Linked DNA regions of Mus musculus: regions 1, 3 and 4 are each linked to region 2. The links are chromatin loops, found by intact Hi-C in ENCODE. Cell type or tissue: heart. All regions are shown on one strand.

Region 1 (8,000 bases), 200 kb before region 2:
TCTGACTCCTTTCAAACTCCCTAGTAGATAAACAGGCTGAGAAAGAAATTAGGGAAACAACACCCTTCTCAATAGTCACAAATAATATAAAATACTTTGGCGTGACTCTAACTAAGGAAGTGAAAGATCTGTATGATAAGAACTTCAAGTCTCTAAAGAAAGAAATTAAATAAGATCTCAGAAGATGGAAAGATCTCTCATGCTCATGGATTGGCAGGATCAATATAGTAAAAATGGCTATCTTGCCAAAAGCAATCTACAGATTCAATGCAATCCCCATCAAAATTCCAACTCAATTTTTCAATGAATTAGAAAGGGCAATCTGCAAATTCCTCTGGAATAACAAAAAACCTAGGATAGCAAAAACTCTTCTCAATGTTAAACGAACCTCTGGTGGAATCACCATGCCTGACCTAAAGCTGTACTACAGAGCAATTGTGATAAAAACTGCATGGTACTGGTATAGCGACAGACAAGTAGGCCAATGGAATAGAATTGAAGACCCAGAAATGAACCCACACACCTATGGTCACTTGATCTTTGACAAGGGAGCTAAAATCACCCAGTGGGAAAAAAGACAGCATTTTCAATAAATGGTGCTGGCACAACTGGCGGTTAACATGTAGAAGAATGTGAATTGATCCATTCCTATCTCCTTGTACTAAGGTCAAATCTAAGTGGATCAAGGAACTCCACATAAAACCAGAGACAGTGAAACTTATAGAGGAGAAAGTGGGGAAAAGCCTCAAAGATGTGGGCACAGGGGAAAAGTTCCTGAATAGAAAAGCAATGGCTTGTGCTGTAAGATCGAGAATCGACAAATGGGACCTCATAAAATAGCAAAGATTATGCAAGGCAAAAGACACCGTCAATAAGACAAAAAGGCCACCAACAGATTGGGAAAGGATCTTTACCTATCCTAAATCAGATAGGGGACTAATATCCAATATATATAAAGAACTCAAGAAGGTAGACTCCAGAAAATCAAATAACCCCATTAAAAAAAATGGGGCTCAGAGCTAAACAAAGAATTCTCACCTGAGGAATACCGAATGGCTGAGAAGCACCTGAAAAAAATGTTCAGCATCCTTAATCATCAGGGAAATGCAAATCAAAACAACCCTGAGATTCTACCTCACACCAGTCAGAATGGCTAAGATCAAAAATCCAGGTGACAGCAGATGCTGGCGAGGATGTGGAGAAAGAGGAACACTCCTCCATTGTTGGTGGGATTGAAAGCTTGTACAACCTCTCTGGAAATCAGTCTGGCGGTTCCTCAGAAAATTGGACATAGTGCTACCGGAGGATCCCACAATACCTCTCCTGGGCATATATCCAGAAGATGTTTCAACTGGTAAGAAGGACACAGGCTCCACTATGTTCATAGCAGCCTTATTTATAATAGCCAGAAGCTGGAAAGAACCCAGATGCACCTCAACAGAGGAATGGATACAGAAAGTGTGGTACATTTACACAAGGGAATACTACTCAGCTATTAAAAAGAATGAATTTATGAAATTCCTAGGCAAATGGATGGAACTGGAGAGCATCATCCTGAGTGAGGTAACACATTCACAAAAGAACTCACATGATATGTACTCTCTGATAAGTGGATATTAGCCCAGAAACTTAGAATACCCAAGATATAAGATACAATTTGAGAAACACATGAAACTCAAGAAGAATGAAGAAGACCAAAGTGTGGATACTTTGCCCCTTCTTAGAATTGGGAACAAAACACCCATGGAAGGAGTTACAGAGACAAAGTTTGGGCTGAGACGAAAGGATGGACCATCTAGAGACTGCCATACCCAGAGATCCATCCCATAATCAGCCTCCAAACGTTGACACCATTGCATACACTAGCAAGATTTTGCTGAAAGGACCCTGATATAGCTGTCTCTTGTGAGACTATGCCAGGGCCTAGCAAACACAGAAGTGGATGCTCACAGTCAGCTATTGGATGGATCACAGGGCCCCCAATGGAAGAGCTAGAGAAAGTACCCAAGGAGGTGGGGGGATCTGCAACCCTATAGGTGGAACAACAATATGATCTAATCAGTACCCCCTGGAGCTCGTGTGGAGCTCGTGTCTGTAGCTGCATATGTATCAGAAGATGGCCTAGTCGGCCATCAGTGGAAAGAGAGGCCCCTTGGTCGTGCAAGCTTTATATGTCTCAGTACAGGGGAATGCCAGGGCCAAGAAGTGGGAGTGAGTGGGTGGGGGAGTAGGTGGGGGAGGGTATGGGGGGCTTTTGGGATAGCATTGGAAATGTAAATGAAATAAATACCTAATTAAAAAAATTCAAAAAAAGAAATCAAAATTCTATAATTACTAAAAATGTCACTACAGATCTATTCATTTGATTAACCCTGTACAATTCGGTGTTCACCTAACAAAGACCTGAGCCTAACATGCAGAGATAGTGGCATAGCAGTGTTGAAGGAGATGCTCACACACTGGTCTCAACCACACGGGGAAGGTGGCTCTTACTGGTTCAAGGAAAAGTCCAGCCACTCTGCTCCTTTGCCTCTTCTCATCCTGGCAAAGCGATAGTGCTCCAGTTCTATGTAGACTTAACCCACCTTCTCTCAGTGTCCTTCCTACCAGATGTGCTTAGGGAAGGACACGTGTGCTCTCTCCAGCATCACTGTCCCCGATCTGGGCATTCTGAATCTCCATCACCTTCCATTAGTTTTCTGAGTGCCGAGAAGCCTTGGGCTAAGTATTTAATCTTTTGCAGTTCTTCGAGAATGGCTGAGAGCTGAGCGAATCTTCTAACTCTAAAGTGAACAGCAGGATTCCATATCTATATGACTTGGCTTCGCATTACCTGAATTTCTTTAGATTGTGGTCCCTGGATCCCACTGCCTGGGCCACATTAGGCTGCATTATTCATAAACTGTGATGCAGATTACTCTATGGCCTATGGGCACGGAGCCCTGGACCAGGGCCCTCTCTGTGTCACCCACTTGGTCTCTGCTTCTCTTGAAAAGCTGAGTAAACCTGCCAAGCTGGTTTATCTTCACTCCTTTGTGGGCCTACCCTGAGAATTCCACTTAGAAACCACAGACACGGACCCGAAATCCACAGGGCTACCAGATACTTAACCCCGAGACACCGAGAGCTGGGCACAAATCTGCACGTGGTTTTGGGAGGAGTTTCAGAGAAAGCAGAGAAACAACAAGGTATGTGCCATCTTGGAGGACCAGCAATGGCTCACAAGGAATCCACCCAGCTAGCCTAGCTAGAATTCACTTCCAAGAATATAGCCCTAAAGGAAAGCCTTCTGTAAGAATACTGTGTGCCTGTAAATTTGACCTAAATAAGAACAGTTGGTGCCTGTCACACAGCTGAGTTCTCTATGCACAGTCAACCTGTGATGGACCCTGATGGACACGTAGGAGAACAGTTTGTCTCTCCCATCTGCCATAGTCAGGGCCTCATTTGCTCCTGCTCTAGGAAGGCACCACCTGGTGGTCACTACCAGAAATGACAACACGCACTTTGCCAAAACTTTCCACCTCTCCAACTACCACACTTTACATTCATTCAACAAAATTCTCCTGAGCCCTTATCATGGGCCAGAGAGTGTGGGAGGTACAGAGACACCAGTAAGATAAGACTCGGTGGCAGGATGCAGAGAGCTTATCGCCAGCGCAACTGAGCCAAGAAGACAGAAGAGTAAGGTCTAACTTGGACCACATCCTTGGTATCCCAGCCTTCTATTAAAGCCCCTCTTTTGCCTGAGAAGAATTATTAGCACAAATGGCTCTCCTTTCTACCTTATTCCTCCCACCGCTGTCATCAATCTTCCCAGTCATTGCCAACCAGGGCCCTTTCCAGTTTTAAATCAACTGTCTTGCTAGGTCTTTCCCCAAGGAAACCTAAAATGACAGGGGCCCTGCATTCTTTATTTTCACTGGAGTTTTAACCCCCTCTGAAGGCGTCTCCTCTCACTCTTACGCTCTCCTTTCCTCCCTCAAAGAAGCAGGTGGGTGGTCAAGACACAAGGGACCCCCACTCTCATCAGAACTCTGATTTCGACATCCTGTGACACATTCTAGTGAACCCACTCCTTTTAATCTGTGGGGATGATCTGACTAATGTAAGGAAATAGCCACATTTTAAATAGAGTCCCTAATAATGACTCAGACGGGCGTCTGGACAGGGTTCATGCCATTGTGAATCCGAAAATGAGTCGCAGCTATTAAAAAAAGGAAATTGGCTTTCTTGCGTAGCTGGAGGCAATTTAGAAGAAGGAGCTCTAGCGAATGGGTTTGGAGCCCTGGCGAGTGCTCATGAAATGAGTTTCTGTGTCCTAAGTCCACTGCTTAGGAAAGTTGTTCTCTTCAAGGTGTCCAAGTTTTCTCAGCAGGTAAGATCACGGGTATAATAAGAACACTAAGGGTACCAATGAGAAAGATGGGTTGATACAGTGAGAGCCATGGGTACTTGGGGGCCAAGGGCATCCTCTAAAGTTGAAATTGCCCTCAAACAGGGAAGCCACCCTTTCCAGTGGAATGTGGAGGCTGGAGTCACAGACTGGCATGGAGGAAAGAAAGAAAGGATATGGGGCGTGAGCCAGGATAGATGTAGTGTGAGCTAGGGTAGATGGGGGCATGAGCTGGGATAGGAAGCAGGTGTGAGCTTAGAAGAAGCAACTGCTCTGACTTTTCACCTGCATCCCCAAATGTGCTCTCCCAATATCCCTTCCCGAGATAAACTATCACCCGGAAGCCCCAGCCCCCAAAGACACTTTCCAGCCAGGCCTCCTCTCCTCCTCAGATCCCATGTCACTCCTTGGCACCATCTGCTTGTTTGCTGATGGGTTGATAGACTGCCTGCAAGGGGGATGGCTGTGTGCTGCTTGCTTCCCATCCCTGTACCTAAAACAGTTGCTGGCACACAGTAGCTGCTTAATAAACACCAGTTGTTATTATCGGCACACTTTGCACAGAGCCTAGAAACTTGAGGCTGACTCCATAAACATTAGTATTTATAGGTGAGTATCTCCAGAAACTAGCAAAAGGAGGAAGGCAGCTGGGCGGCACCGAACCTCGGAGAACAGTCTGTGACTTGCCAGCAAAAGGAAGAAAAATGAGGGGATCAAGCAGAGTCACAGAGATTAATAAGTGTGGCCCCCTCTGAGACAGAGCTAAGCCCAGCCAGCTGGAGAGGTCTCCCTCCACAGTATGGAGCCCCGGACCTGTCCAACTGGCAGCACAGAAAACAGCGCAGTGAGGTTAAGACCGTTCATCCTGGGAGAGGCCAGAAGTACTGAAGGGAGAGGGGAAAGGGGAGGTACTTAGGCTAAGTCAGTGTTTGGCTACCAGAAATACACTGCCAGGCAATGGCCTCTTCAGCCCCATCTTTCCCTTCTCCTCTTGTCTGACTGTTTGGAAATGCAGATTCTGGCAGAGTTCGTAAAAGTCCGCTTGGCTGGGAGACGTATAATTGACTGTTCCAGATAGACTAGAATCACAGGCTGGGCTCACTCAGTACACAGACCTGCTGAGCACTGAGAAGATTCTGAGCAAAAGCACGGATGCAGCTTCCAGAGATATACGCCACCAGGAGGGTTGGAGTCCCACCCCTTCTCAGCCTCTCAGCCTGTCCTGGGTCCACCAAGCCATGACTGCCCACGAGCTTTCTCCTAGGCCCATCAGGTAGCACATGAGAGTCCAGACCATTCTTTTAAACATCAAGCAAAAATCCCCATGACTATCTTTTAGTCCTAATTAAGATGCTGCTAAATTAGATCAGGAACAAGGGAAAGCTGTAGTAATGTACCCTGGAGCATGCCCTCAATCATTAACTGATAGTAAAATGCCAGTGACTTCAGCCCTGATTCAAAAAGTATAACCGTTAATTTCATTTTTACCAAAGCTCAGCCTTGATTTCAGTGTATAAGCAAATAAATCAAGAGAGGCTAGAAAAGCCTTCCACGAACTACATGCCTGCCAATGTGCCTTTAAAACATATCTCAGCAGAAACCAGCATAATCCCTACCTACAGTCTAAGCAGCTGTCCTTATACTGGCAGATAAATGTAGTCTTCACCCCTCCTCAAGGAAACTTCTCTTTGCTACAAACAGAGGCTATTATAGAAAACCACAGCCAATCAAAATGCAGAGTTGTGGAGCCCAGTGCCACCTGATACATCTACAGTTCAGGGGTCATTGCAGAAGAGGAGGCACAAAGACTGGAGGAGCCAGAGGATCAGGGAGTTTGCTGTGAGACTGTGTCTCCTAGGAATGTCAGAAGCTACACCCCAGAAAGTCTCACCAATGTAGCCGCCTAAATGTGGTCTGAACAGAGATGACACCAACAGACAACAGGCACTCCCAAGTGGACAGGGGAAAGGCCGAGGGCCTCCGTGCTAGAAAAAGAACTGCAGGCAACTAAGGGATGCTGAAAGGGGGAGAAAGCGTTTTTCCCCAGGGAACATCAATTAGTTATCCAAATGCATGTGGTAATTTCATATTTAGTACTCTTTCTGTCTCTGTCTCTGTCTCTGTCTTTCTGCTCTGTCTCTTTCACTGTCTGTCTCTGTTTCTCTCTGTCTTTCTCTCCTCTCCTCTCCTCTCCTCTCCTCTCCTCTCCTCTCCTCTCCTCTCCTCTCCTCTCCTCTCCTCTCCTCTCCCCTCCCCTCCCCTCCCCTCCCCTCCCCTCCCCTCCCCTCCCCTCCCCTCCCCTCTCCTTCCCCCTCCCCCTCCCCCCCTCTCTGTCTCATGCACGTATGCACAGCACATGTACACACTGGCATATAGCAGATCCCTATTAATTCCTGCCCGGTCTCCCTTGCTCAGAAGAAAGTACTAGTGGTTTGTCTTTGTTCCCTTACACGCCCACCACTTTTCAGACTTTTCTTGAATTTAAATCCACACAAAAATGCAATTTCTCACAGAGGAATATTATCATTATGCCATCTTGAATCGGCCAGATGAGACTAGCATGTTTTGGTTTTGTTCTGAATGTTGGGATTGCACTCAGAGGGCAGCATCTCATCCCAGCAACACAGTGAGCTGAGACAACAACGCCACACAGCCCCAAGGCGCGTGCAATATCACATCAGGGTTCTAACTCATAGCCGAACTTGAAAGCAAGAAGAAGCCCCTAGATGCCAGATACACAGCGACAACTAAAGTCTAACCCAGAACACACAATATATCTGTGGATCACCCTTGGATAGAAGGGTTCACTGCAGGGGAAAAGAGAATAGAAGAAATTCAGATTCCATAGAAGCAGGGACTTCCAACAGCAGGCAGGAAGAGAAGCCGAGCCTATGGGGACTGCCCAAGGCCCAAGGCTGTTGTCCAAGGCCCTTTCAAGGAGAAACAAGTCCATGGGCTGGAAGAGGCTGAAACTATCTCTCATTAGCCCACTCCTAGCCTGTCTCTGTCCGAGAATGAAGTCAGACAACTTTTCAGCAAAGAGCACTCTGACCTGTACCCCTTGACTACTGTGGGTTTGTGGAAGTGTGGGTACCAATGTAGGCTTCCCGTACAGCTCAGTAATACCCACCACGAGAAAGCAGCACAGAAACTGGTGCTGGGCATGGAAGAACTGGAGTGAAACTCACAAGATCCGTGCTATAGACAATTCCTAAAGAGAAGCCAGTCCTACTAAGCACACCCATGAGAAAAGTCACACTATGCAAGAGGGTCCTGGCCTTGAAAACTAGAACTAACAGAATAGTGTAAAAGAATATAATTGTGTTTAAAGTTAAAAAAAACTAATTTCAAATGCTAAATTACATTTGATAAAATTCAACAATAATTCACTACCTTTTAAAGTAACAAAACAACAAGCAATGCTTCATACAAATCTAGGAATATAAGAACATTTTCTCACCCCAATAAAGGGCACTGTGAGTAAGCTATAGGAGGCGTTATCTGTGGTGGTACAGTGTGATCAACAACCCTGTTATTATAGCAAGGCGTGTGTTGAGGATGGCAGTTGCTTGGTTCAACACTTTGTGTGTGTGTGTGAGGGGGT
Region 2 (8,000 bases):
TGAGATTCATCCAATCACTTAATTATAATCCTCAAAGAAAGACAGGAAACCAGCTGGGCAAACTCCAAACTCTGCATCTCCATGGCTGATGTCAAAGTGGTCTTCAGATCTCCACTCCTTTTTCATCTTTGTTGACTGCAACAAACTGCTTTCTCCTGTGCTGGTTCCACTCCCTGTTAGCAGCGTTCCTCAGCATGTATCCCATGGCTCTGGCATCTTTAACATCTTTGAGTCTCCAAGGCAATTTCTATGTTACAGCTTCTTGTTTCTGTGTCTGGGATTCCACTTGATCTTTTGGACTCCTCCTAAGGGCTGGCATCACTTTTCCAGTTCTGCCCTCTGTAGCACTCTAAGCTCAGGTTGATCCACTCCACTACAGCTCCTGTTCTTGGTGATCATCCCATGGTACTGTCATCTCCAATACACTGGGGTGTTCCACTCTAACTAGGCTTCACCAATAGCTTCTCATAGGCTCTCTTCATGGTGCCAAACCTCAAATCCTTTGCATGACCCCTTCAGTCCTAGGCCATCAACTACAGCTGAGGCTACACCTTCTCCAATGGCCTTCCATGACTTCTCACAGTGCCAAGCCTCAGCTGTTCTTCATGACACCTTCATGCCTTCAAAACCAGTACCACCTGGGTGACTCTTACACATTGCCAAGTCCAGCTGCAGCACAAGATACAACTTTGGCTATCTCTGGAACATAGCTTCTTTGTGCTCCCAGAAAACAATTCCCAGAAGAGTTCACATCAGTGATGCTGATCTCTTCTTAATCATTGCTAATTTCTTAGCTCCAGCTGACCAGCATCAATTGTACCAGTTCTTTCCATTCTTAACTCTAGAGTCAGAGCCACATGGCTGAAGTTGCCGAGTTCTGCTGCTTGCAGGAACTAGAACATGACCCCCTTTGTCTATTACATTATCACTGGCTTTATGTTTTTCAAATCTTTCACTGCCTAAGCTTGGCTATCCTGGATCTTGCTTTGTAGATTGACCTTGAAGGCAGAGATCAACATGCCTGTCTCCTAGGATTAAAGGTGTGTACCACCACGCCTGGATCTAAATTTAGGTGGGTAGGATCTTGCCCCAAGGTCCCACTCCATTAATCTGTTATCTCCTAGAACACAGGATTTTGCTCCATTTCACTTCCTGGTACCCCTTTAATACTTGAACCATATATTTTATATTTCTCCTTTCTACACTTGCTATGCTTGTTCAAACTTCTCTTCATAAGACTTAACCAGAGAACAAAGTCTCTGTTGGGCTTTTTTGAAACTTCCTTTGTCAATGCAATTAATCTGAGTCTCTTCACCTTAGCCTCAGGCAGACTTTTCAGACAAGGGCAAAAAGTAGCCACATTCTTCACCAAAATACCACAAAAACAGTCTTTTTTTGGAGACAGGGTTTCTCTGTATAGCCCTGGCTGTCCTAGAACTCACTCTGTAGACCAGGCTGGCCTCAAACTCAGAAATCCACCTGCCTCTGCCTCCCAAGTGCTGGGATTAAAGGCGTGTGCCACCATGTCCGGCTGGTGGCACACACCTTTAATCTGGGCTACACCTTCTGCTGGAGACTATATAAAGACATTGGAAGAAGGAAGGCTCTGTCTCTCTTATTTGCCTGTTTGCCGTGTTGAACTGAGCAACTGCTAGATCCTTGGACTTCCATTCACAGCTGCTGCTGACCATTGTTGGGAGTTGGACTGCAGACTGTAAGTCATCAATAAAGTCGTTTACTATATAGAGACTATATCCGTAAGTTCTGGGACTCTAGAGAACCCTGACTAATACACTAGATTTCTGGTTCTTTGGTGGAAGCAAGCATTGTAACTTGTCAAGATCTAACAGATTTTGTAACTTGCTGCAGTCAAAAGATGTTTGTTTTGTTATGTGTTGTTGTTGTTGTTGTTTTAAATCTCAGAGTGACTAAGAAAACCTGAGGCTTTCCTGTCTTTACAAGTCAGGAAAGGTAGGCACCTCGAGTGAGGCAGGACTTGAGATGAAGCCTCTAATGTGGAGGCTTTGGGCTACATCTTGAGAGTCAATTGATTTTTGTCCAATGCACTCATTATGTAAGATCCCACCCATAAAGTCATCCAAGCAGCCCCAGAATAAACAAAAGCATCACTATAGTGACTCCCATGCTAAGAGATGTGGTTTAAAGTATCACCCAAAGGTTCATGTGTTACAAGCTCAGCCTTTAGGTGTGAACATTTGAGAGGGTAGGACCCAGTAGGAGGTCTGAGAGTAAACAGCTGTGTTCTCAGAAGGGTTTGTGGAACAAGGTGCTCTGGCTTCCTGCTTGGCTTTCTGATCTGGCTCCCCTGAGCCTCTTTCCTGCCATGAGGTCCTCACCCAGAGCTGAGCTTGGTTCTCCCAGATGGTGAAAGACATAAAGGGCCTCGTTCTTACGAAGTTAGCCTCCCGATGTTACTTTGTCCCAAGGATGAAAACTGAACAAACACAGTAACCACCCACAGCTGCATGCTTCATGCTTCTCAGACCCGGAATTGGGACTGATTCCATCCATCCATGGCTTGAAGGGTGCGGCTCTGCCCTAGCACAGTTTTCACCTTTGCAAGGAAACAGTCATTTTCCTTGGCCCTTTAAAGTGCATGTTCCACACCTAGGCTTGGGTTACATTTGCTTATTTTCCCAGCATTTAAGAAGCTGAACCAGGAGGATTGTAAGTTCAAGACTAACATGAACTTCATAATGAGTTCAACACAGCTTAGGTTCCACAATGAAAAAATTCTGCCTTGATTTAAAATAATAATAATAATAATAATAATAATAATAATAATAATAAAGACCTGTCATTAGGAATAATTCTGCCCATACTGCAGTTTGAACTAATTCTAAATTCTTTTTTAACCTCTAGTCAAAAGTTAAGAACCAAGCCTTTTTGTTTGTTTGTTTGTTTTTGTATTTTTGTTTTTTGGAGACAGGGTTTCTCTGTGTAGCCCTGGCTGTCCTGGAACTCACTCTGTAGACCAGGATGGCCTCGAACTCAGAAATCTGCCTGCCTCTGCCTCCCAAGTGCTGGGATTAAAGGCATGTGCCACCACTGCCCGGCAAACCAAGCCTTTTCTAATGGTTTCCTTTCATCAGAATGAGTTTTCAAATCAAGAACCCTGGGACTTTTCTCTCTCCCCTTCCCCAATTACAGAGTTTCCTTTCCAGCCCCGTTAGACATTACCTTGGTTTATTGTCTTCGCCCTTCATTCCCCACTCATCTCCTGAGGGAACTCTGGGACCTCTGTGTTTATATCTCTATTAGCTTTTCAAGTCTCCCTTCACCAGAGACACTTGTAGTGCAATAACTCAATTATTTCAAGGGAGATTGGGAAGGAAAGCGCTAGCAGCGAAGACAGTGTGTGAAGTGCAGATAGTGTAACTGGCTTGGAAGTTTTGTAAGGAGAGCTCACCCTAGGACAACCTTCCTAATGCTGCGACCCCTGCCACCACCACCCCCACCCTTAACACAGTTCCTCATGTCATGGTGACCCCCCCAACTATAAAATTATTTTCACTGCTACTTCATAACTGTAATTTTGCTACTGTCACAAATCATAATGTAAGTATCTGTGTTTTTCAAAGGTCTTAGACCAACCACCCCTGTGAAGGGATCAGTCAGGCTCCCTCTGAGGGGGGGGCGAGACCCACAGGTTGAGAACCACTAGTCTAGGGTTTGTTTGAAATGGAAACTGACCTGAAAGGCTGTGGGGGCTCCATTCACTATTTTCCATCTCACCCCAGTATAGGGGTAGGCTACAGCAAGCTGTGGAACTAAAGCTCAGACTCAGCTCCCAAGCAGCCTTTTCCAGGGCTTAGCGATTTCCATGCTAATTGCAATTCCAGAAGCCAACACAGCACAAAGCCACAAAGCCGGGCGAAGGAAACGGAGCCTGTTAAAAGTGGAGGGAAATCCTTTACTTTGCACAGAGAGTATGCAATCCTGGCAGTCGTTTTCAGCTCTTGATAAGACAATGATGCTTCTGAGTTAAAAAACGTAATATGTTTATTAATTTATTTATCTTTTATCTATGTGTGCACAAGTCGAGATCAGGAGACAACTCTCAGGAGTGCGATCTTCGCCTTTCACCATGTGAGTCAGGATAGAACTTGTGCGGTCAGTTTGCCAGCAAGCATCTTCATCCTCTGGGCCATCTTGCCAGTCCCAATGAGTCCTCTTAATGCTATATTCATAAGAAACGGGTGATGAGGATGAACAGCAGCTGCCCCTTGATGCCAGGAGAGAAACCTAAGGAATCCAGAGTGTGGACAGCTAGAGAGCACAAGCCCCATCTAGTGGGGAGAGTGGGAACCCTGTGGGAACACTGGTTTGTGTGACCAGTTATTTCATTTGTGTATGTTAACACACAGACACACACACACACACACACACAAACCTATACACTTCTTGTTGTTTAGAGACAATGTCTCACTATAGAGTTCATGCTGGCCTTGAACTTGCAGTCCTCCAGTTTCAACCTCCCAAGTGCTGGGATTACAGGCATATACCACCACATCTGGTTATTACCAGATTTGGGGTGCTTTTTGTTGTTGTTGTTGTTGTTGTTTTGGTTTTTGGTTTTGTTGTGTTGTCAAGAACTAGATATTGCCGGGAGTGGTGGCGCACACCTTTAATCCCAGCACTTGGGAGGCAGAGGCAGGTGTATTTCTGAGTTCGAGGCCAGCCTGGTCTACACAGTGAGTTCCAGGGCTACACAGAGAAACCCTGTCTCAAAAAAACAAAAAACAACAAAAAAAAACAAAACAAAACAAAACAAAAAGAACTAGATATTTATTTGCATCCATCTGGCTGCTAGATATTGTTTCTTTTGGTTTTTGTCATTTTTTTTTTAACACTCAAGGTAAGCTAGCACCAACTCCAGGTAGGTTTCCTCAAAGCAGCACAAGATTGAAGCATTTGCTATACAGGACTGTTTAGAAACTATGTTCTGCTCAGCTGAATATTTGCATACATAAAGTCACTAGAGGGTTTACAATTGATTTGAAACATATATTGCTCTGGTTTGATTTCCGTTGCTGGTCAGTCAGGAGAGGCTGTCCTGAGTTCAAAAATACTCTGCAAAAATAAATAAGCAAAATATAAAGTGTTCAACTACATTAGAAAATTTGTTGTCTTTAAAAATATTTGAGCCGGTCGTGGTGGCGCACGTCTTTAATCCCAGCACTTGGGAGGCAGAGGCAGGTGGATTTCTGAGTTCGAGGCCAGCCTGGTCTACAAAGTGAGTTCCAGGACAGCCAGGGCTATACAGAAAAACCCTGTCTCAAAAATAAATAAATAAATAAATAAATAAATAAATAAATAAATAAATTTGATTAAGACTGGAGCTGCAGCTGGTGGCGGCGTCAGTGGCAGCGGCGGTGGCACCGGGGGCGGTGACCGGCGTTGGTTTCCCTCCTCGGCACCCAAGTGGGGATACTCCCTAACCCCCTAAGAGGTCGTGGCTAATTTTTTTTCCCATTTTTTTTTTCTTTAGGCGATTCTCGAGGATTTTAGCTGCGAGAGGAGTGCCCCCCTCCTCCTGCTCTCCTGCCTCTTACTTCTGGATCGGTTTTGTTGAGAGATTTTTTTTTTTTTTTTTTTTTTTTTTGCCCCACTCTTGGAAGGTGACTTGGGTCACCCTCCGGGTCTCAGTTGTTTTGTTTATTTATTTTTTCTTTTTTTAATTTTATTTTTCCTTTTTTTTTTTATCTCGTTCCTTCTTGTTTGTGTTGTGTGTGGAAATGGCATACTCGGCAAACACAAACACCGTGCCTAAATTGTACAGATCTGTGATTGAAGATGTTATTAATGACGTACGAGACATTTTTCTGAATGATGGGGTGGATGAACAGGTCCTGACGGAACTAAAAGCTTTGTGGGAGAAAAACCTACTGCAGTCTAGGGCAGTAGATGGATTTCGTTCAGAAGAACAGCAGCTTTTGTTGCAAGTTCAGCAGCAGCAGCAGCAACAGCATTACCACCACCAGCACCAGCAAGCACAACTTCAGCAAACGGTACCTCAGCAAGCACAGACCCAGCAGGTCCTTATTCCTGCATCCCAGCAAGCTACAGCACCACAAGTTATTGTTCCTGATTCTAAGCTGCTACAACATATGAATGCATCAAGTATTCCGAGTGCTGCTGCTACAGCTGCTACCTTGGCGCTCCCTGCAGGAGTGACTCCTGTTCAGCTACTAACAAATTCAAGCCAGCTGCTTCAGGTGGTCAGAGCAGCCAATGGTGCCCAGTATATCTTGCAGCCTCAGCAGTCGGTTGTTCTACAACAAGTTATACCACAAATGCAGCCTGGTGGAGTCCAAGTGCCTGTTATCCAGCAGGTCCTAGCCCCACTTCCTGGAAGGATGTCACCACAGATGGGTGTCATCATCCAGCCACAGCAAATCTTATTTCCAGGAAATAAGACTCAGGTCATTCCTACAACAGTGGCAGCACCCGCCCCGGCACAAGCGCCGATGCCTGCAGCCGGACAGCAGCAGCCACAGGCCCAGCCTGCCCAACAGCAAGCTCCGCTGGTGCTGCAAGTTGATGGAACAGGGGATACATCTTCTGAGGAAGATGAAGATGAAGATGAAGAAGAAGACTATGATGATGAGGAGGAAGAAGATAAAGAGAAAGATGGAGCTGAAGATGGGCAGGTGGAAGAAGAGCCCCTCAACAGTGACGATGACTTAAGTGACGAGGAAGGGCAGGAACCCTTTGACACAGAAAATGTTGTTGTCTGCCAGTATGATAAGATACACAGAAGTAAAAATAAATGGAAATTTCATCTCAAGGATGGCGTTATGAATCTTAACGGAAGAGATTATATATTTTCCAAAGCCTTGGAGATGCAGAGTGGTGAAGAGTTGCTCCTTTCCTCTTATAAATGAGACAAAGACTTAAAAAGTTAAAATGGACGGTTTGAAACTTGGGACATCTATCAGCCAAAACTTCACTTCTGCATGTCAGAAAGGCGCAGTAGAAGCAAAGCTCCTGGAGCAGAGCTAGGCCTTGACCACATAGACACTACTTCAGACCGGCAAGCCGTGGAACTGTAGCACCTGGGGTTGCTGGGCGGGGGGAGGGGTTGGTGTAGGAAAACTGTAACTGTCGATTTTAAATACAGGAACCTGCCATTGGTAATTAGCATGTAAAGCTTTGTCTATATTTGTTTCTCCAAGTTGGGCTCAATCAGAAGATATTTGTTGGAATGACCCGAAGAATTACCCTTTTGATAGACTGAACTGAAATTGCTTACTGTATGTGGTTATATTTGGTAAAAATTGCGTGTGAGCTTTTTTCAGAAGGGCAAGAATTATGGTGTTGAATTTTAATTCACTTGTATAAGAAAATTTAAAACTCATAATAGGTCTTAAACACATTTTTACTTGTCACTCTCCTCAGTACTCATACCTCTCGCGTCCCTGCTGGCTGAACATCTACGCAAGATTTAAAGAAAAGGATCGATGGGCACAGCTTGGAGACGAGGTTGACCCAGGGATGGATGCTTGGTTTAATTAGGTTTTCCTGCTTGTTAAACGTAACTTAAAGACTTGGGTCTTACCTAGGTTGACTAGAATTAAAGTGACAGCTTAATTTCTGTACAGAAAAACTGCTCAGTCCCACTCTATAAGAGGAAACCCCAAATGGGCTCTCAGGAATCTGTTTTCATCTCACAAAGGTCCCATGGAGCTGCAGTTGTACAGCACATGTGAGATGTGGAGGTTTTCCTTCTGGGCTGCGTGTGTGCTTACTGTGCCTGAGTCTGTGTGAGCCCTGGGATGAGAGTCTGTGCGTTGGTCTAAGCATAAGGGCAAGGGATGAGGACTGGATTTTTATTAAACAATTTAGTAATTATAAAAGTTTCTTGTGTTTACTAGTAAAGGATTTTTAAAATTATTTTAATTTAACAAAATTTTTTTTTAAAACTTTGTAATTTGAGGGGAAAGTAAGTTTGAGGGTGGAGGGGGTAGAGGAAAGTG
Region 3 (8,000 bases), 450 kb before region 2:
AGACAGAGAGGGAAGGACACATAGATATTATAATATACTTTACAAAGCTATATATAATAATAGTTAAAGATCTAAACAATCCATGAACCCTATAGAGAAGTTTATGAAGATAATCGGCAAAAAGAAATAGTGACAAATGAAACCATAGTGCCTTCTATAACAGCATGAAGACATTAAATATTGAGGCATTAAGTCATTAAGTCATCTATGTAAATAGATGCAGGATATACATGGGATTCGTTCATAAAACTATAAAACACCACTGTGAGAAGTAACCATTGGCTCCATTAAATGAAGAGGTACACCATGCTCAGCAAAGAGGAGACGATGTTGCTAGCCTGCTGGGTTTTCCCAGATTTAGAGATTCTAACAGATCCCAATGAACAATTTTAGTATCTGTTTTGTAGACATGAATATGTTGATTCTACAGTCCCTATAGGACACAGTATTGATGAGAAAAAGAAAGAGAACAAGGAGATAAAATAGAAAATTTAAAGTAGAGATGCAGGTATGCATAGGAGCTTCCACTTTTATATGGAGAAATCAGTTCGACTAAGATGCCCAACTGAAAAAAAATCTTAATGGATATGTGTGGGAATGACTATCTATATGTTAAAAAAAGACAAATTTTAATCCCAATCCGCTATGTGTATGTGTATGCATATATACACATTTCAAGACAGATCATAGATATAGATATATACACTCTAAGTAAAAATCTTCTAGAAGAAAATGTAAATGAATACTTCCATGATTTAGTGGTGTGTGTGTGTGGGGGGGCATTTTCCCAAACACAGAAAGTAATAACTATAAAAGAAAAATGTCCACAAATTGAAAACTGCTCATTAAAACACATTTTCAATAAAGCAGATTCAAAACTGGAAGAAAAATTTGCCAAATTTTAATAGAACAAAGACCTTTTGTTCAGGATATATGAGAAACTCTCACCAGTTAGTAATACATAGATGAGCAATGCGGTATGTGAAAGGGCAGAAGGTTGGGCGGTTCACAAAATACAGAATGATGGCTGACAGGGCATGAGAAGGTCTTACCACTCAGAGGGAGATACCAATCGAAGCCATGGGTAGATGATGCAACCATCCAGCAGTGAGAATGGAGGAAATGTAAAGAGCCATGGATGTCAAGGGATGAGATGAAACAACCTGAGTGTAAAAAGGACAGCCATCTTGGAAAAGCCTTGATATGTATATGTGTACATGTATATGTATACATATATACACAAATGTATAATTTAAAAGACATGGTCTCATAAGATTTGCATTTGGTATTTAACTAGAGAAATGGAAATATATGACCCCGAATGTCCTAGATAAGAATTTTCCCAATAGCTAAATACTAGAAACAACCCAGTTGCCCACCATGGAAGAAGGGATAAACTGTGGTACATTCATTCGTACAAGAGAACCGTACTGGAGCAAAAGCAGGAACACGGATTGATACGGACATCATCTGGAGGAATTCTACTAAGAGAGAAACCAGACACAAGTTACAGCATGCGCTCATTTATACAAAATTTCAGAATGGAAAATTAAGCATGGTGACAGACGTCCGACCTCTAGTTGCTTTATCTGAATGATGAATGAGAAGGGTTTCTGGGACAGCAGGCGTAGATTTTGACTGAGTTACCAGTTATGAGTTTGTCAGAAAAGATCAAACCACTTACTTAACACCACCCCATGCGTTTCCTGGTATGTAAATCTACCTCAGTACCAACAGATAACTGAAAGGTCACCCAGATCGTTAGCTACACATCTGGTGTGTTATTTTGTTCACACAGGAACAAATGGCAACGGCAGTCTCCTTTGTGTGTGTTTATTTACCCTTCCCACTGTCTGCTTAGATGCAACTGAATGTCAAATACAAATGCTACAATAAATAAGCCTGGCAGTTCTATAGTATAATCTATACAATTACTCTAAATACATATACAATAAAAAGTTGACAGTGGAGCAACTGAAAAGTGTTCTTTATACCAACAAAAGCTGGTAGAAGATGTTATTATCCAACTTGTGGCTTCAGTTGTCACCTGTAGTATCCAGCTTGCTGGCTTGCGAGGTCCCTAGGGGCACTGTAGCAGCCATCTCATGTCCACTAGGAAGTTCCAGCTTTGCCCTTTCTTATCCCTAGTTGTACCACAGGGACTGGCTCTTTTTAACTGCACACACTGGCGCTTTATGTAAGGATTTTATTTGAGAAGAAGGCTCTAATGTTAAAATTGGAAAAATTATGCCTAAATTTTCTTTCTAAAAATTTTTCTTCCCCCTTTGGATGTGTTCTGCTGTTTTACAGTGAGGATGGGTGGCTTAAATCACAATTTTTAAAAATAAGACCAACTTTGTAAAGGGACTGTAATTTTTTTGCAGTAAAGAGCAATGAGACCCCCTAACCAAGGTCAGACAAGCTGGCATGTGCTTGTGATCCTGCAGGAGGGTCAGAAGTTCAAGGTTATCTTGAACTGAACAGTTTAAGGTCGTGGCTGAGAAAAGAAAAGGAGGACTCTACAGTCACTGTGATTGCTGTAAACACACAACATAGACGACTTGAAGGCAAGGAAGGGTTTACTTAGGCTCCTGATTTCAGAGGTCTCGGGCCACAGTTGCTTGGCCCTGTGTTTGGACAGAACGCTATGGTGGTTGGGAGTTTTTGTGGTATATAGGAAGCCCATAGAGGAGGCTAAAGCGCCAGGGACAATATGTCCCTAAAGACCTGCCTCTCAGTGAGTCACTTCCTCCTGGTAGCTCCCTCCCCCTAAACATTCCAGAACTTTCCAAAATAACTGTATCAGCTCATGTCCAAACCCTCAGGCCTCACCACATGAACCTTTTTAGGGGAAGGAGGATATTTTCTATCCAAACTCCAACAATGTCTGATAGACCCCTAACCAGGGAGCTTTACTCTTCAGAGGATTCTGCTTTTGTGGACCAGTTACCTGATGGACATCTCTGTTGGGTTGTTCCCACCAACCACTCCCAGTCCCAGTCCCGGGCCCAGGCTACTGCGGTGATGCTTGAGCTATGCGGCACTACTGCTTTGAGTGACAGGTAGATCCAAGGTTGTCCTTATTGATGAGCCAAGAAAGTCAAGCCATTCCCCTCCCATTTACACAGATCGTGTTTGAGCGGAACTCAATGAAACCGGTTTCAGACGCTCCTCCATTAGGCTGAGAGAGTGAATGAGTTTCTACTTGCTGTGAGAAAATGGTCCTAAGTGATGTGCTCCCACTCAGTGTCTGTGCTCTGCTGTGGCTACAGACTGGCGGACACTAACACAGACCTAGAACCTACTTTTGAAAACAAGCCACAACTGTGAGCGCTGGACACCTGTTTGTAAACGAATGGCGAGAGTTAGCGTTAGGTACCAAGCTTGGCTGGACACAGGCACCCAGCTGTTTGAACATTATTCTGGTGCATCTGGGAGGCTATTTCTGGGAGGAGGTAAACATTTGACTGGGTAGACTGAGTCAGGGCATATTGTCCTCCTTATTATTATATAGTGCTTTTGATAACTACCACTATGGAGACCCCATTCATTAAGAGCATAAAGAAGCTGGGAAAAGGAAGAGGGAAAAACTCCTTCCTCCAGATGCACATCAGCCCATCCTGTGTCCTGAACACACATATTTACACTGCATTTGAAGCTTCAGTTCTACTTTTCCAGGCCTTGGATTCACACTGCCAGCTCTCTTATGTCTTAAGCTTGCAGACTTACATTGCAGACCTTGGGATTTGTTGGTCTCTATAACTGTACAAGCTAATGCCTCCTGATAAGTCTGTTTTCTTCAAACATATATGTACACACACATATATGTTATGATAAATATTACAGATACATGTATACAATATTTGAAATGTGTATAGAATATACATAATAATATAACAAGCTATACATCTACAAACATGAGAGGAGATATGGTGTATGCCTGTACTCACTGAAACAGTTTTCTCCCCTTTATCTGTAATAGTGGGAAGGGTTCTGAGAGAATTTCACTAAGGAAACATCCTCCTGATGTAACTGCATTCAGGTAAATTTAGAAGTCAACTATTTATTCAGAGAGGATCCCTAAGCCAAGAGGTGAGCTTTAAAGGAGGCAAATGCTGCAGTTTTGAAAATGGCCTGCAGAGGGCACCGTTAAAACAATCTGGTGGGAAAAGAAGTCCGCTCAACACAGAAGGGAAAGATCTGCCTTGTTGGCAGGACCTACTCACTTTCTAGACTCTAGATTTGGGCGATTTTCAGAATCTCAGCCATTTTTAATGTCATCGTTCTGCTCGCCTGGGTTTTGCAGCCTCCTCCTCCTCCTCCTCCTCCTCTCCCTTTTCTTCCTCCTTCTCTTCCTCCTCCTCCCCCTCTTCCTCTTCTTCCTCCTCCTTCTTTCTTTTTTCTTTTTGCTATTCCTTTTGTCTCCTTGGTAGTGGGAGGTGTGGGTGTCACGCTGCCCTTATTTGTGGCCACGGAAAGTAGAGATTGTTCAGCGAATACTTCTCAACACTGGCTTCAGATAGATAACTCTGGGGGGGGGGTCACAGGGTTACGAAGAGGAATAAGACACAGACCTCGTTTGTGAAAACTCTAAATCTAGTGGGCAAGAAATTCTGCTTAGACTTTTAATACAAAGCAGATGGCATACAAACAAATGACAATGTAGTTACATTCTCTTATATGGGAAGAGGGAAAGGACAGGATAAGTGAGGGACGAACAGCTGCCACCATAGCCTGCCTGCTGACAGAAGAACAGGGCTGTGGAGGCCAACGCAGGGAGCTCACTAACAATTGTGGGCCTGGCCATCACAACACAGGTAATGCAGTCTGGTAAGATGTCACCTGCGAGTGGATTGGCCTCAGCCTGGCTGGGGGCCGGGGGTTGAGCAAGGACTTGGGTGAAGAGAATAGGGGCTGGGTTGAAGAATTTGTGGTCACCTGGTAAAGAGCAGAAGTTAGAGGAGTGTTCACCATAACTGCCCTCTTGCCCATGTCTTTTTCCTTGGACACAGAGGCTCCCCACATTCTGCACAGGGCCTGCGGCAGAACTTTCTGCCTTTGACATAGCTGAGGTTCAAAATTTTCTCCCTTTTCCACACACTTGGAAGCTACAAACCATCCATCCAGCTATGGTGATTTTACAGGTGAATGTAGTTGCTTCCAATGAACTCATGTGACGCTCTGGGAAGGTTAAGTTCAAACTGAAGGCGTCCTAAAAGTATCGGTGAGGGCCAATTTCTTTTTCTCTTTCTTTCTTTCTTTCTTTCTTTCTTTCTTTCTTTCTTTCTTTCTTTCTTTCTTTCTTTCTTTCTTTCTTTCTTTCTTCCTTCCTTCCTTCCTTCCTTCCTTCCTTCCTTCCTTCCTTCCTTTCCTCCTCCTCCTCCTCCTCCTCCTCCTCCTCCTTCTTCTTCTTCTTCTTTTTCGAGACAGGGTTTCTCTGTATAGCCATGGCTGTCCTGGAACTCACTTTGTAGACCAGGTTGGCCTCGAACTCAGAAATCTGCCTGCCTCTGCCTCCCAAGTGCTGGGATTAAAGGCGTGTGACACCACCGCCCGGCTGAGGGCCAATTTCTAACTAAACGTATCTTCTTCCACGGAATACCTAGATCTCCCCAGCCCTGGGCTTCTATAGTGGATATAGTAACACTGTGAGCAATGCAAGGACTGTTCTGACCAACCTTCAAAATATCAACTAGAAAGAGGACCTGGGAGGGCATGAATGCCCTCAGTTGAGCCTCAGTGAAGGTGTTTTCCTCACAAGGGCCAGTTCAAGGCAGTTTTCAAACACATTAAACTGAACAATGAGGAAAGGAGTTGAGCCAGTAAGAATAAAAACAGAAGTCAAAAAATTACCACCTTCTAAGTTCAAATATAATAGAGCATCGGAAGTGTGAGAGTCGGGGAAACGGTTGGAAAACTAAGTAATTGTATCAAACACTGGACCAGGGACGGGATAGAAAGGATGTTTTTGTCCTGAGAATGAGCCCAACCGTGAATGGTTTCCTGAAGTTTATTGTGTAAGAACACTCATGATTTCAAAGCAGTCCAGTCATAGATTTTGTGCGGCTATAGGACCCTTGGCAAGAAAATCTCTCCTACTCTCTTAATGGATTTTATGAGATGGACCTTCCACAGATTTGTCAATTCCCAGTTCTTTGTGATTTCCCACACCAAATCAGACTTCTCGTTCAACTTTGAGTGAAAGGTTCCATTTGTCTTGACGGTGAAGAGTAAACACATTTTAAATGCCAATTCTCTTCATGCTTGATTTTTTTTTTTAATACAGCCTGAAGACTGACAGTAAAAGCAACAGTCCTGACAGGAGCGACCAGTAACTTTCAACAAATGCAGTCATTAGGGTCGTGTTTATACTCCTTGTCATCAGAGAAACATCTGCCTAACTAGATTTTTCTAACTATTTAAAGTCATAACCATCTGTCCCCACAAGATAACGTGCTCCACTTAAGTTCTAGAAGGACGTGGAACTGGAAACTTATATTTTCTGTCCTTAGAGGGATATGAAAACCGTGGCTTTCACTTTCTGTCAGAAGATGCCATTGGAGGTGCTGAGCATGGGACCAGATCTCAGCTTTGACTCTGGTAGCAAAGAGGTCTTGGGTAAGTCACCTCTGCTTCAATGTTTCCAAAAGAGAGGCAGTAACTGCTTCCTGGGATGAGTGTGAATATGAAACGTGTACACTGTTGGGCCCAGAGTGTCTGAGCTATCATGTCCTGAGGAACTTTGCTAATGGGGAGAGTGAGAATACTATTTAGCTGGAAAGCAGCCTTTAGCCGTTCAGCCGTGAAATGGGCCTGGTGTCAACAGACAGCATCGTAAGCAAGCCAGTCCTCATCCTGGCAAGCTTAGTAACACGGAAAGTTGGGGGTGGAATTCTGCAAAATGGTGACCACAGAAGCCAAAGGAAAGAGACTGGGAGAGTGGGTGAACAGAGATGTGGCCATAACACCTTTCGGCTCATACATTCATAAGGACTAGAACAGTTTCCTGAGCTGCTGGCTAAGGAGTAACACCACGAATTGTTGGTAGAAATGCTTAAAGACCCATGTTAGAAAATGATGAACACTCCTTTCTAGTCTATTGGATACGAAGTGGTCAGAAACTTCCTTTTAAAGTACAGGTTTTAATGGTTCAGTAGAGCCCTTTGCTATCTTCAGGGGCCTGTTTTGATTCTCTGAGATGGCTGTTTATACGTTAGGACAAATGGACCCTACCCAAGTCTTAGGATCCAGATTCAGGTAACTCATGCTAGCAAAACTGGAAAAATGGCGGTGTTTTAAGTTTTGTCTTAACAGGACATATCTGTCAGGGTGAGGAGGAAATCCAAGACAACTCTGAGCCCACCTTTCAGGGCCACCCACTGTTTGGCACTCTTTAGAGTGCATCCTAAAAATGGCAACCATCTGGCTAGCCTGGTGTTGCCCTCAGTCTTACTCCTTATCTTACCTCAAAGCATCCTGGGCCTGCAAGCCATCACCATTAACATGGGATAAATATTAGATTTGTCACTTAGCACCCATCCTGCCTGGCTTCTCTTCAGCCTGTCCCATTGTGAGGTAGGAGCCTCTAACCAATCTAGGCTTAACACTATCTTGTCCCAAGCAGAACAACAAGATTCCTGCTACCTCTGAGAACAGACCCCCCACCCCCACCCGCCGCCGCCAATCTGGCCTACGAGAGGAAGGAATCACTGGTCAAATACACAGTTTACTCCCTGGACTACCTTCATTCAATCGTATGATCCAGTGAATTTCAGCATTATGGTATTATGGTTATCAAGCTCTCTACCACAGAGCTACATCCTGCAGCTCAGGAAGGCCTTGAACTTATGCCCCTCACCCCCGGCCTCTTCCTTATCTTGTGAATGATAGGCCTGTGTTAACTGACCTGGCTCAGAGGAACGATTCCCGACATATAAATTACACCTGTCATATTTCAATTCAACCAGTGAATTGAACCAGACATTTGGCGACAGATCTAA
Region 4 (8,000 bases), 120 kb before region 2:
TGGAAACAAAGTTGTTGACAGGTAAGTACCGGGGAACCTGGTTGCTTACAGGAATGGGAAGACTTTGGCTCCAAAAGGGTTATTGGTCTCATATAGTCAGCGGAGTCAGAGATTTGTTGAAAGTGTAAATTCACAGGCTAACTCCGGGCGGAGTGAGCCAGAACCTCTTCAAACAGACCATTCTCATCGAAAGTCAAAGCAACACACAGGTCATAAACTCATTGAGCTAAATCTGAAAGTCCCTGCCCTTCCAGAAGAGTTACAGACAAACTGCAGCCACAACTCAGGTCTCCCACCTGAATAGCGGCCCACGTTGGAAAGGGTGGGGCGCCCCATCCCAGCTCCTCCCCAGTCCCAGTTCCTTTCAGCTGGAAGCTCGAACTCTGCCTTCCAAAGGATAGAGGACTATGTTTGAAAATAAGGACCGAAAATGAACACTGCAGCCTGATCCTACTGAAATCACCTAAGATATTAGCAATTCTTTCCCAAGCATTCGACAAGACAGAACTTCAATTTATGAGATTTGAAAATCCAGAGGTAAGAGAGGGGGGCCCCATGAAGACTTACCAAGCTTAACACCTGGAGGAATGTATGGCAACAGCTGTGTCAGCGTCTGTGGGACATTGCAGAGAGTCTTTCTTTTCCCCAAATTGTTTCCAATAGGTGAATGATACGTCTCTAATCACGAGGGGAAAGTAAAACTGTTTTGTTTTTTGTTTTTGCTTTTGACCATTTTCTACCCATATCATTCTGCGGAAAGGTTTATTTTGTATTTCTATTCCTTTCTATATGGCAGGACAGATAGTATTAGAGTAATTATTTATATGGCACCATATGTTACAATGAAGATGAACTTCATTAAATGAATTCTCCCAGACGCCCTGAAAATAAACAAGGAGGTTAAATGCATACTGAGGTTCAAAGCACCAAGAATTAAGACTAGCTGGGGAGCTAAAGGAAAAAAATTAATCCCAGTATTGAGCCCTCTGAGAGCATCCCTTTTGAAAAGAAAAAGAAAAAAAAATGTGGTAGACAGCTTCTCTCTTTTATCTCCATGTTTAACCCCTGGAATGTGCAGGACCTCAGAGAATAAAAACATATGAGAGAAAACCAGAAACAAAGGGATCAGAATGATCTTGCCTTCACACACACACACACACACACACACACACACACACACACACACACACGTCCATTCATGTGGGACAGTAAGATCTTGAAATTTACTGGCAAATTCCATTGCCCAATGAGTCTTTTTCCCCATAAGTGTTTGCTGATTTAGAAAAAAAAATTATGTTGGTTATCTGATTTCATAAATCATAAATAAACAAATAAGTCTCATTTAAAGAGACCTCGAAGCCACACAGGCATCCTTTTCCTGTCAGATTTGATGTGACGAATTGATAGCTTCAAAGAAAAACGTTTTACTGAAAGTCTCTCAGCAGAATAAGCTCAGTGAATGTTAACTGAAATTTCAGAAGGTGAATGAAGAGCAAAGTTAAGACTATGGAAAGAAAAACACCTTCACCGGAATACCTCCCGACAGCTGACATTTCTAAACTCTACAGCTGCTTTAGGGAAGGAAGGAGTTAGTGGAAGGAAGCTTTCCCCACACTGGAGCTTACAGTGCCCAAGATCACCTCGGTAGCTACACGATTTAGATTAACAGCCCTAGCAGCGAAAGAACTCAAACAATTTATCATCTCTGCAGTACCCGTGCATAAAGGCTTTGGCTTACAAAGGTGTGTCTGTGGGAACTGTCCTGTTTCCCTCTGTTCTCCACTTTGAAGGGATACGTCCCTTCTAATGCAAAGTAAGTTCAGAGCAAGAATAAATATAGAAGTCACAGAAACTTTCAGGCAGCCCAGATCCAACTCCACACAATTGCCCATCTACCTAGTTGTGAAACTGACTTGTGGGAGCCTTGTTTATAGTGTACTATCCTCGGACAGCAAAGGGCTTCGACGCATCGCGCACATACTGGCAACCCATCCTCTAACAGCCTGATAAACACCAACCCAGGTCTTACTCTCCCATTCTCCCTGGAGAGAAAAAGATGAAATGGTGGGCTTTAACCTCCTCCTGGTTGCCTTTCAAGTTTTCCTTTAGGGCTGCTAAAGGGCTTTTATCAGAACTTACCTACAGGTCCAGTTTCTAAGCAGGCACTGATGCTGCGAGAATAATTCCAAACCAACGAGATTCAAAACATGTTCAATTTATTTGCAGACTTAGAAATGCCACTGTCTCCGTGAGAGAGAAAACGCACCCACTTTGTCAAATTAAAAAAGAATGAAAACCCGCAGCTTTTCCTCTGAACAAATTTAAATTTTCTGGGTCACTTCCCTCATCACACTTTTTAAGCAGCCTGACCTGCTCAGAAAAGCCTATACCTACCGTCTGTGAAAGCAACTCCCAAGCCTCAGACCTCACCACCCGCCCCTGCGGTCCTCACCTCACCACGGAGCCTCGCCCTTTCAACCCACAAATCGGGAGCTTATTCTCAGGAAAAGTTGCTGGAGGTAGATTCCCCCACCTGCGCTCTCCGAGCGGATGGCTGGGAAGAAGAGAAAGCCTTCGGGGCCCCGCACGCCCTCCAGGCCCAGGCTCGGAGCGCGTCCCACCCCAAAGCCGGGAAGGCGATTTCCACGCAGACCTGCACCCATCCCACACAAGTCCGCATGCCAGCTCGCCGAGTCACTTACGTAAGCTCGCCCTGCACAGTCCCAAACTGCAGACACACACCCGCACCTGTCACGCATCCGAAATGGACAAGCGCCCACCCCCGAGGAATGCAAGCCACACAGATCGGGGCGCGGGTGCGGCTTCCATTCCTTTTCCTCCGGGTTCTTTTCTTGTCCCTTTTTTGTCCAACTACAATTACCTTAGCAACCAAAGAATTGTCTCGACTCGCTCCGGCGTCTCAGTTTCTCCTAAAGCCCGGCTGGCGCCCGGCTCATGATAAGGCTGGGGAACCCGGGAGTCGCCAGCTCTCGGGGGGTGGAGGAGCGGCCAAATCTGTCCGGGCACTGCTCTCCCGAGTGTCGCCTTCTCCTCCTCTTCCACCTTCTTGGTGCCACTCTACGAGGCGGCGACCGCAGGGGGCTCAGCGAGCACACTGTACAGCTCCGGACCCGGGAGGAGGCGCGGCGGGTCTCATGGTGCCAGGGCGCGGGGCTCCCGGGGTGTTTCCCTCGCCCCTCGCTGGTCCGGACCGGAACCGCCCCCTCGGCGCCCGCAGCAACAGGGACCCCGGGGCGCCCCCGGGCGGAGTTCTTGGCCACCCGGTGGGGGCCGATCGCCAAGGAGCTGCCCGGAGTCGCGCAGCCCAGGCGCTCGGCTCGGCCGCTGCCGCAGCGGCGCCCGCTGTCGGGGACCCAGAGCAGCTGCAGCCTCGCGCCGCGCACCTGGGCGCCCGCACCTGGCCTGAGCCACGCGCTATGAGCGGGACCCTGACACCTGAGCACGTTCTTAGGTCGCCGCCGCCAGGCTCACCTGTCCCGGCGCCGCCCGGGGTACGGATCAGGCCCTGTGCAGCAAGCGAGGAAAAAAATAATCTGCAGATTCCAGGCAACCGAGCAGCTACCTAGAAAACTGAGGGACTGTGTTAAACAAGCCAAGGCTCCTCTCCTTGCTGCCAGGATGACCGTGTACTGAAACTTTAGTGGCGCCAAGGTGCTCACGATTCTGGCCTGAGGTGCTGTCCCGGTAGCTTTTGAATCCCTCACTGACGTGGGGCTGGCGCCCTCTAAATTAAAATGAGCCAGTGCGTTCGTCAGAGATATTGTTGCTAATCTCGTGGTTTTATTTATTCAACGTTTACACCACACAGCGTTGGGAGCGCTTTGTGGTTGATACTATCTTGAAACAATACAAAAGGGAATCTAAGGGGGAAACTATGCACAATATCCTTGGGCAAGAAGAGAAGCTTTGACATTCAAATGAACAAGGGTAACTTGAATGGACATTTTAACCTGAGAGTCCTGAAACGTGATTTTTGATGACTTATGACTGGGTTGCAGATGTAGCTCACCTAATATAGTGCTTTCCCCAGCACTGAGTAAACCCCGACAGAGATGGTATCCACCTGTAATACTCAGGGGCTGGAAGCAGAAAGAACAGAAGTTCGAGGCCAGCTTTGGCTACTTAGGGAGTCCGTGAGTCACACTGGACTACATGAAGGCCTGTCTCAAATTATTTTAGGGAACTGTAGTTGGAGGTAGGACAAGGTGGTTGGTACTAAATAGTTACCAGTAGATGTGTATGTATGTCAATGTTACCAACACCAATAATAAATCAGTAATTTATACTTTAGTGTATTAATCACAGAAAAAAATAAATAAATTACTCCAAGTCATTGGGGATGAATGATCTGGACTCTTCATCTTTATGGCTCTGGGGGTGAAAATTTAAAGTTTCCTTGGCAATATGCATGTTTGTCAACACTGCTGTGCATAAATATGCAAATAACAAAGAACATCAGTTAAAGGTAAATAGATTCTTCTGAATGTAAATCCATTCTTCTAAAATGGCAGATTGTTAAAGATGGCTTCTGATTGAGCGAGGCCCGAGGACAAGGCTGCTAACTCAGAAGGTGGCCTTGGGTAGGATCCAACCCCTGTAAATAACACCTATAACCATGGATTTCTATAATATACTGATTCAAGAAAATAGACATGTCTGTGTTGTTTCCTCACATAAAGCTAGTGTGCTAGCCACACTAAGAGTGACCTGTTTTTAGGAACTGTACTCTGAAGTCTGAAGGGGTCAGTGAGTGTAAGTTGGAGATAAGATGTGCCTAGGAACCCTGTGTGTGCCCTATTGGTAGGGGTAAGCACTTTAAGTCAGAGGTGGGACCCAGTAGAAGGAAGCTGGGTCCATGGAGGGGTCCCACTGAAGGGTGTATGATGAGACTAGCTCCTCCCTCAGTCTCCACGCAGTATACAGGTCTCCTACCAGCATCCTCCAAGACAGTAGCTTGAAGCACAAGACCAAAAAACCATAGGCTAAAAATCTCTGAAACTTGACGCCAAAAGAAGTCTTTCCTTCTTGTAAATTGTTTGTCTCCAGTATTTTGCCACTGGGAAGAGAAAGTGCCTAATACACAGTCATTTGTTACTTATTCACAGATGGTTGGAAACTAGGAACACCCAAATAAAGTGAACAAACGAACTAGTCTGTCCACCTGCTCGTGTAATGTGTTTTGTAATTCAATATGACTTCAGAAGAGATGGCTTAAAAAGATACACTGAGGTATAATTGTTCTCTTCGCCAAGATGAACAACAAAGACTTTGTCTTCATTTAATTTTATGTGTATGGATGTTTTGCCTGCATGTATGTGTACCCTGTGTGTGCAATACCAGCTGGAGGCCAGAAGAGGTGACAGATCCCCTGGGACCAGAGTTAGAGCTGGTTGTGAGCCAGAATGAGGGTTCTTGGAACCAAATTCAGCACCTCTGGAAAAGATGCTCTTAACCGCCGAGTCATCTCTCTAGCCCCTAAAGACTCATCACTTTTGACAAGTGTCCCTCACAGGTTTCCTTGAAGTATTATCTCATCATTAACTGAGATAAAAAGACAGTCTCTCTGCACACTACTCAGTGAATATATACAATTTCACTCTGCATATCACACTGTGAATATGTACAATCCCACTCTGCCTGTTTCCATTAGCCAACCTCGTATTCCTGAAGGCCTTGCTACACAGAACAATCTTTCCAGAAACTCTAAAGTATAAAATAAATATAGTAATGTATAAAATCCTGAATCTTTTCATCACTTCATTACCAGATGAGGGGCTACAGCTAAGCCTGTGATAGAATTGCCATTGGGACATCTCTGTTAACTTCATTTTAATAACTTCATTAAGAGCAAAGATAGAACAGTTGCATGTACACGCCTCTGAAACATTTAGAGGCTGTGGGTTTGTGGAGGGCAATGAGTTTGAGTATGAGATAACCCACATCTTGGGTTATGGATTTGTTATATTTAACAGTACATGTTACATATCCATCTCAACTTTCCTTCAGTGTGTGTTATGTGTAGTTTGTTATTTGGGGGGGGGGGGTGATATGTGCAATGTATGTTTGTATATGTGAGTACAAATGGACACCACAGTGTGTCTATGGAGGTCAGAGGAAAACCTTGGGTGTTAGTGTTTCTCCCACTTCACTTGAGACAGGGTCTCCTGGTTGTTCGAAGCTGTGTTCACAAGGCCTGCAAGCTTCCAGAGATTCTCCTATCTCTGTTTCCCGTCTCCTGCAGAAACACAAGGATTGCAGGCACACACTATCCTGCCTGGCTTACATGGGTCGGGAGAATTCAAATGTCGTCACAAATGTGCACCCACTGAGCCATCTCCCTGGCTTATGTATGTAGTCTTTCATCCTGATAGCTAAGGACCATGTTATTTCCATTTTGACAAAGACAGGAACTTGATTTTGAGTCACCTTTTCCTCATGGTGCATCCTGAAAAAACAAACAAACAAACAAGTGTTCTCATAGTGTGTAAGGTACTGCAGCCAAGCCTGATGACCTAAGTTGGATCCCCAGAATCCACATGGTGGAAAGAAAAGACTGATTCCAGTAAGTTATTCTCTGTCTAACCTCCACATAGTATCCCGTGCTCACACGCATGCGCGCACACACACACACACACACACACACACACACACACACACGATAAGCAAACACATTTGTTTTTAAGTTTTAGAAATGTCTGTTTAAAGGCCACAGCCTCGGCACCATGGTGGGAGGCAGGAGGTGCTGACTGGAACTTGGCAATAGCGAGTCTTGATCTCTGCCTCAGAATAGATTAACCCAAATTTCTGGCAGTGGAGACTCAAGGATCTACTTTTGACCAAGAATTTTTAAGCTGCAGCTTGTGGGCGTTCCCTTAAGAGACCACTCATCATTTTCTATTGCTGTTGTTAATATTAACCATATTAGGAGGCGGACCGTGGCAAGCAAACTCAAAATTATATAGGCTGGGGGTTTCCTCTTTCTAGTGTTAGTCTGTGATCTGCAGTCTCAAACCCCCAGTGTCTGGGAACAAATGTGTTTATATCTTAGTGCTGGGTGGTTACGTTTTGGGACTTGGAAGTGATGTCATGTCAAAGTAAAGTTTGTATTTACAAAGTTCCAAAACTTAATAGTCAGGAGCCAGGGAGATGTGCTCCAACTACTAGACACAGGGCAAAAATTACATCAGCAATAACAAACTTTTAAAAAGCTAAACAAGACTAAAATAACCATGGAATGCTGTTTATAGAAGCAGTTAAGAACCACGGGCCTCACTCAGGGACTTCCCAGACCCTTTGGCAGGGGCTATGCCTGCTAGAACCTTGTAGTCAGAGCAGTAAGAGATAGGCTATGCCCTGGGCGTTAGACAACTTCCCTGGACTGGAAATCTCTGTTCCTCTCTTTAGGTTCTGGGATTCTCACAGGTGGCCATAGTTACAGGGATATTGAATAATGGGTTTTCTTTTAAAATTATATTTGCTTACATTTGTGCTTAGATTGATCCCCCTATCTCAGTGTGTGTGTGTGTGTGTGTGTGTGTGTGTACGTGTGCATATAGCTATGGCTATTCTGGGTTATATGCATGCAAAAAGAAAAGACAACCCGTTTCTAATGCTGACTGTGCAAGCTAAAGTCATCACAATGATATGGTACTTGCATAAAATCTGACTCATGGCTAATGGTACACACAGAATGCCAAGAAACAAGTCTAACAATGGACGGCCAACTAATTTTTTACAAGGAACCAGCAAACCCCACAGAGAATACACAATCTATTTAATTAATGGTTCTGAGAAAAGTTGGAGATTCTCACACAAAAGAATGAAGCCAGGTCCCTTTCTGCCAGCACACACAAGCATCAGCTTGGAGTGGGCTTAGCACCAGAACAGGAGACGTGAAGGGGAGATCCTAATACATCCTAAAGAGATGCATTAAACCAGGCAATGCTTTTACAGTGCTCAAGCCCCAAATCAGATGACAA

The links. Peaks named below come from ENCODE experiments on the same cell type or tissue, not always from the same donor. Only the 100,000 strongest peaks of a DNase experiment are listed, where the experiment ranks them.
Region 1: it touches region 2 in a loop (15-fold over the local background); 6 of 42 quality-filtered maps call a loop at or near these places.
Region 3: a loop joins it to region 2, with 7 times the contacts of the local background. A loop is called at or near these places in 16 of 42 quality-filtered maps.
Region 4: it touches region 2 in a loop (2.1-fold over the local background); 6 of 42 quality-filtered maps call a loop at or near these places.

Annotation. Positions count from the first base shown.
Region 1 is chr12:82,696,571-82,704,570 of GRCm38, reverse strand. All of the region lies in intron 2 of Rgs6 (regulator of G-protein signaling 6), which reads right to left. Among named protein-coding and RNA genes, the nearest start is that of Gm22149, 72 kb to the left of the region's middle. In heart, a CTCF peak has its summit at 3,480 (motif pointing left); no DNase peak of the experiment used is centred here; H3K27ac peaks cover 964 bases.
Region 2 is chr12:82,494,297-82,502,296 of GRCm38, reverse strand. It overlaps the pseudogene Gm5435. Among named protein-coding and RNA genes, the nearest start is that of Gm31064, 20 kb to the right of the region's middle. In heart, a CTCF peak has its summit at 4,322; no DNase peak of the experiment used is centred here; H3K27ac peaks cover 198 bases.
Region 3 is chr12:82,942,863-82,950,862 of GRCm38, reverse strand. The region is part of intron 2 of Rgs6 (regulator of G-protein signaling 6); the gene reads right to left. Among named protein-coding and RNA genes, the nearest start is that of 1700085C21Rik, 7.7 kb to the right of the region's middle. In heart, a CTCF peak has its summit at 4,132 (motif pointing right); a DNase peak (open chromatin) is centred at 4,172; H3K27ac peaks cover 1,203 bases.
Region 4 is chr12:82,612,265-82,620,264 of GRCm38, reverse strand. It overlaps Rgs6 (regulator of G-protein signaling 6), which reads right to left and starts at 3,340. Exons shown (of 17, transcript NM_015812.4): 1 at 2,882-3,340. In heart, a CTCF peak has its summit at 3,370; a DNase peak (open chromatin) is centred at 6,774; H3K4me3 peaks cover 2,418 bases; H3K27ac peaks cover 1,413 bases.